Regions from separate parts of the Mus musculus genome. Here region 1 is linked to region 2. A link is a contact called in ENCODE Hi-C or POLR2A ChIA-PET data. All regions are on one chromosome and are shown on one strand. The core of a region is the stretch at or near the end of the contact, and the rest is flanking DNA. Distances in the headings are between cores, read along the strand shown.

Region 1 (2,749 bases), core at 226-2,725, 35 kb after region 2:
CAGTTTTTGCCAGGCAGAGGTGGTGCACGCCTTTAGTCCCAGCACTTGGGAGGCAGAGGCAGGCGGGTTTCTGAGTTTGAGGCCAGTCTGGTCTACAGAGTGAGTTCCAGGACAGCCAGGACTGAACAGAGAAACCCTGTCCCGGAAAAGCAAAACAAAAAAAAAAAAAGGGGGGGGGGAGGGTGTGGGGATCAACAATGGTATTATTTAATAATTTTCAGTGAAATTAGTGTATTTTTATCTACACAATATAATGTGATGCCCACACATTTTTTAAACAATTTGAACTATATTTGGTGAACTCAGTGTTGAAGAGACTCAAACTTAGATTTAAAAAAAAAAAAACAAACCCTCTCAATCAGGTTCTCTGGTCCATATGTTGTCTAGAATATAAATATAGATGCCATTCTTCAAGTACCACTCACTGTTCCCAGCTGCTTTGTTCCCTACTTGCCATTCAGTGGCTTCGGCCTGCAGTTAGAATTAAGGATAGTCTTGTATTTCTAGGCCCTATACAACGGAGCTCTCAACTCCCTCTCTAATCTAATGGAAGGCTTCTCCAGGCAAAATACATTTCTCATCAACACAGATTCCTCGCAGTTCTAAAAGCCAAGCTCCTCCCTATTGCAGGTTCTCTGCATGATCTTTTTGCTTTACTCAATTCTCTGGGGCCTTTCTTCCATTACTGGCTTCTTCCTGCACTTCAGAGAGGCACAGCCTTGATCACTCTGGTTTCAAAAACCACCCTGTTATCTGCTACCTAGAATTCTTCCTAGAACTTTTATGTTTCTTCTCCAAGCATTAAATATATTTGGTTGTTGTTGTTGTTGTTGTTGTTGTTGAGCTTCTCCCACTAGACCTCAACTCCCTCAAAGCAGACCTTTTCTGGTTCCCTGACTGTTGTGTGTCAGCCCTGCTGGGTTTTCCAACAATATTGTCTGGATGAATGAGTCCAAGAGAAGGAGTGGAGGTATAAAATAAAACTGTAATCTCGGTTGGCAATAAAGATGAAGCCTGTTTTGCATAGATTAACTTCAACCTAGAGGAATTTTTTTTTAAAAGGTCCTATTTCTTCCTTCATTTGTTCATAGAATTCCAGCTAACATTATTCAATACTTTTTAGGCATACACTTTACATTTCTGAGTAACTCTGTAGAGGTAATCAACCTTTATTATCCACATTTTTCAAAGGCATCTTGCCAATAGCCATTAACAGTAGACCTGCAGTCTAGTTTAAGTAGGCCATATCCAATTAATCAATGTAATGGACACCCTTTCAATCAACAATAGCTGTTTTATCAACGCGCTTTTCAGAGAACCCCTCTGAATTCCCCCTTTTCCCTGACCTCTGTCTCGGGACTGAAAGCTACTGGTGGTTGCTAACCGCTTAGGGGGTTTTCTGCAGAATACCAGTGACTTTGGTGGGCGGATCTCAGCTCAGACCACTGCACCAAGCAGCAGTGCCGGGAAGGAAGAAGCAGGTCTGTTGGCCATAGCTGGATGCTTGTGAAAGAGGAAGGTACAGTGCGCCTTGTTCTTACTCGCCAGGGGCTCGGAATCTCCCAACCTGAAGGGGAACCACGACGCGTTTCCCCAGCTACACTCGCCGTCACCAGCCAGCCCGGCCCCACCCCGCCCACAGCCCCACCCAGCGGCCCGCCCACTTGCGGGACCCTTGTTAGTCCCCTCCCCCCACGACCCACCCCCTAGCTCGGCCCATTCCTGCCCCTCGGGTCAGATTCGGCCTGTGATTGGTTTTTGTTGCCATAGTCCCCGCCCCCATGTCTTTACCGTCACTCCCAAGATGGCGCCGGCCGCGGCGGGTTCGGCGGCTGGTGCTGAGGAAGGAGGCGGAGGCTTTGGCGACCGCGCGGGGAGGGGGAGTCCCGTCTGACTGAGACGGCTGGGCGGAGCGCCGGGCCGGGAGATGAGCTAAGCTGGCTGCAAGCGCCGCGACATTCAGCCCCCTCGTGTCCCGCCCGCCGCGCATGAGGGGATCAGACTCTGCATCTCAGGCTCTTCCCGGTGCTCGCGCGGGGGCCGGCGGGGAGGTGAGTGGCGGGGGCGGCGGCGTGGGCATCGGTGGCATAGGGAGCTGTCACGGCCCTGAGGAGGTGACTGGCAGGGGGACGCCGAGCCGGGTGATAGGACTTGGAGGGCCGCTAGGCGCGGGCAGCTGCTAGGAGGGGCTCTGGCCGTCCCGGAGGATGGCGAGATGCTGTCGATGGCGTTCGCGCGCCTCCGTGTGGGAACGAGCGCGGGACACCGGGGGGGTCCCTCCGGACTGGCCATTTGGTGCTGGCCTGGGGCTGTTGTTGTTGGGGTGATGGGGCGGGGGCGGACGGTGGGGAGGTCCTGAAGCTGGGATTTTGACAAGCTCGTTACGTAAGGTTGCTTCCCGGAATCCCACCTGCTCTGGGTTTCAAACCCGCGGCGGGGGCTGCTTTCCCGCGGCTGTTCAGTCCAGATGCCGGGGCCCGGCTGGGGCTCAGGTTCCACGTGAGCCCGGCCAGCGTCCAAGTTGACCAGTGTGTGTGTGTGTGTGTGTGTGTGTGTGTGTGTGTGTGTGTGTGTGTGTGTCTGTGCACACGCGCGCGCAATTCTTGGTCATCACCACTCCTTTTGAAGTTTATCTCTTTCTAGAGGGGAAAGACGAAGGAGGGGGCAGGGGGAGAAGGGGCAAAAAAGCTTGTGACCTAGAATTGGGTCGCAGCGACATCTCTTTTATGGTGCTTTTAAATGACAGGAC
Region 2 (2,766 bases), core at 11-2,510:
ATCTTCGGTTTAAATCGTTTAGCGTTTCTTCAACTTGTCCTTCCCAGGGAGAGACTGTGGCCTTGCTCCAAACTACACTCTGCCTCATCCTCTATGTTTCCCCATTTGCTTTGGTTCCTATAGCTGGAGCCAACACTCTCCAGACTGCTGTGTGTGCAGCCTGCTGGAAAGAAAACAGAAGCGGGTTCCTGCTGCTCCAGTCACGGGGCTGAGGACTCAGAAACCCCTCAGAGGAGCAGCTGGTGAAAAATGACAGGCCACCCTGGGGCTCCCAGTTCCACCCTAGAGGGACACAAAGGGCACTGGAAAACTGTGCGTCTGGTTTCTCAGGGGCCTGACACTTTGCTCTGTTGTCCCAGTGACTCACGTGATTTTCCAGGCCTTCAAACTGGGTCAACAGCTTTGTTTGTCCCTATGGCTCCGCTGGGAGGCCACTCTGGGAAAAGTGGCTGAATGGGGATGTTTGGCCAGGTGATTCTACTGGCTTTTAGCCCCAGGGATGATTATTGATATTCAGGCCAGGAGTAAGGAGAATTAAACACTTCGTCCAGTTAAATCGACAAATGTTGTGTCCCTATTTGACAAATGTTATGTCCCTATTTAAGTGTTAACAATGCTGCTACACAGTGGCCCTCCACATAACCAAACAGAGAACTTGAGAGAGCCCTACATGAAGAGATCCACTCTATGCAAATAAGAAAAATGGCAAAATGGATGGGGGCTGGGTGGTATGGGATGGCTCAGTCAGTCAATTGCTTGCTGCTCAAGCCTAAGGGCTTAATTAAGTTCAGACCCCCCAAAAGCCACATAAAAATGCTGGGCCAGGCAGCACACAGCTGCTATCCCAGTGCTGGGGAGGTAGGGGCACAGTGACACTGGGGGGTTGACAGTCAGCTAGTTTAACTGAATCAGGGAGCTACAGGTTCAATAAGAGACTCCATCTCAAAAGTTAAGTTGGAGAGAAACAGAGGAAGGGACTTACTGTTAACCCCTGTCCTTGAGTGTCACCCAACCTAGCATGCACGACTTCTTGCATGACTCTTGGAACTTCAGAAACAAAACCAGCAAGCTTGTGTTCACCGTCTAAGTCAGAGACACTCCCATGAGTCTGTGAGTGGGATCTGACAATTTCTTCATTGATTGAGTAGAAGGGTGAGCCTGGGTCAGTATTCCTCAAATTTGAGAAGTCAGGGACCCAAGAACACATTTGAAGAACTTGATTTTCACATGTTAGACCCACAACCTTCCTGTAGCAGTGTTCTTCCTAGTGGACAGGAAGGAAAACCCAATCGGATGTGCATCAACAGATGTGCGGATTGGCAGTGAAAGGCAATGGGGAAATCACTCAGCCATTTAAAAAAATGAACTAAGGGTGGGGAGTTAAGACGACTCAGCAGTCAAGAGTGTATACTGCTTCTGCAGAGGACCCAAGTTGGTTCCCACCACACATAACGGGTAGCTCACAACTGCCTGTAACTCCAATTTTGGAGATCTGACACCCTCTTCTGATATCCACAGGCACCTGCATACATGCGAGAAACAAACACACACACATGCACACACACGTCAAAATAAATTAAAGGAATGCTGATGTTACAATTTGGATGTATCTTGGAACTGTTTTAAATGAAGGAAACCAGACATAGCTTATCTTGAGAATCCATTTGAATGGAATGTTCAGAGTGGTCTAACCCAAAGGGATAGAAAGTAGACTAGCGATTTCCAGGGGCTAGAGAGGAAACGGAATAAAGATTGTTAATGGATATGAGGAGGTTTTCAGTGGTGGGGGTGGGGTTGGGGGTGGGGTTGGGGGTGGGGTGAAAATGTTCTGTAATTATATAGTGGTGAGGACTGCACAAGCTCATGCCAATACTCAAAATAGGATAAATACTCAGAGGATAAATTTTTATAACATGTGAGTTATATCTCAGTAAAAAAAAATCACTTATAATTTTAGTTGATCTCTATTTTGAGAATTACTTCCCAGGGAGGGGGTACACAACATCTACCCCCCTTCTCATAAAATGCCAATGGCAAAGCAAAGTTCAATTCTACCAAAGTTCATCTTGGGGGACCAATGAGTTTCGGGAGCCCGTTTATAGAGCCTGTGTGAGGGGCAACTGACAGGAGTGTGGCGACTCCTGAGCAGCTGCTTTGAAAAGTCTTTACCGAGCATGGATGATGGTTTCTTCCTAGCCAGCCAGGCAGAGGCCCTTCCATTAAAATTCCCCAGCCCTCCAAGGCTTCAGCCATGTGCAATTGAACAGAGTGGCAGACAAATGGCTGGGAGGTGTGGTTGAAATCTCAGGTAAGAATACAGTACCCTGCATATGTATCAAAAGATGGCCTAGTCGGCCATCACTGGAAAGAGAGGCCCTTTGGACTTGCAAACTTTATATGCCCCAGTACAGGGGAATGCCAGGGCCAAAAAGTGGGAGTGGGTGGGTAGGGGATTGGGGGGGAGGGTATGGGGGACTTTCGGGATAGCGTTGGAAATGTAAATGAGGAAAAAACCTAATAAAAATATTTTTAAAAAAAGAATACAGTATCTTCCCCTCCTCCTCCTCATAGAAGGGAATGAGAATAAGCCTGGAGCTCCTTGCAAGCAGGCAGAGTTGCTCTGATGAAGCTGGCAGCTGCGTTTGCTCAGGGGTCTGAGCCCTACAACAATCTCCAAGTACGTGGGCCTGTTTTCTGGTTTGGTTTTGTTTTGTTGATAGATTCTCACGAATCCCGGGCTGGTTTCAAACTCAGTCTGTAGCCAGA

What was found. A loop is a pair of places that touch in the nucleus more often than their neighbours do. ChIA-PET counts read pairs that join two places held with the same protein, here RNA polymerase II (POLR2A).
Region 1: a loop to region 2 is called in a map of heart, with 2.6 times the contacts of the local background. The contact joins the promoter of Dennd4a here to the enhancer-like site in region 2. A Hi-C loop is called at or near these places in 11 of 37 maps with a recorded cell type or tissue (T-helper 17 cell, heart, left cerebral cortex and 2 more). POLR2A ChIA-PET finds 5 or more read pairs at or near these places in 2 of 5 experiments (Patski and embryonic stem cell).

Annotation. Positions count from the first base shown.
Region 1 is chr9:64,809,536-64,812,284 of GRCm38, forward strand. Dennd4a (DENN/MADD domain containing 4A) reads left to right here and starts at 1,476. Exons shown (of 35, transcript NM_001162917.1): 1 at 1,476-1,485; 2 at 1,805-2,051. It overlaps Gm36459 (a long non-coding RNA gene), which reads right to left and starts at 1,880. Exons shown (of 3, transcript XR_379559.2): 1 at 1,792-1,880; 2 at 1,411-1,567.
Region 2 is chr9:64,774,376-64,777,141 of GRCm38, forward strand. It overlaps Gm36365 (a long non-coding RNA gene), which reads left to right. Exons shown (of 3, transcript XR_379558.3): 2 at 2,572-2,677. Among named protein-coding and RNA genes, the nearest start is that of Gm36365, 4.4 kb to the left of the region's middle. Within about 2 kb of position 1,261, at least 1 of the 3 ENCODE cell types and tissues checked has a DNase peak (open chromatin) inside an H3K27ac peak, as active enhancers do; it is heart, where a contact is called at or near this core.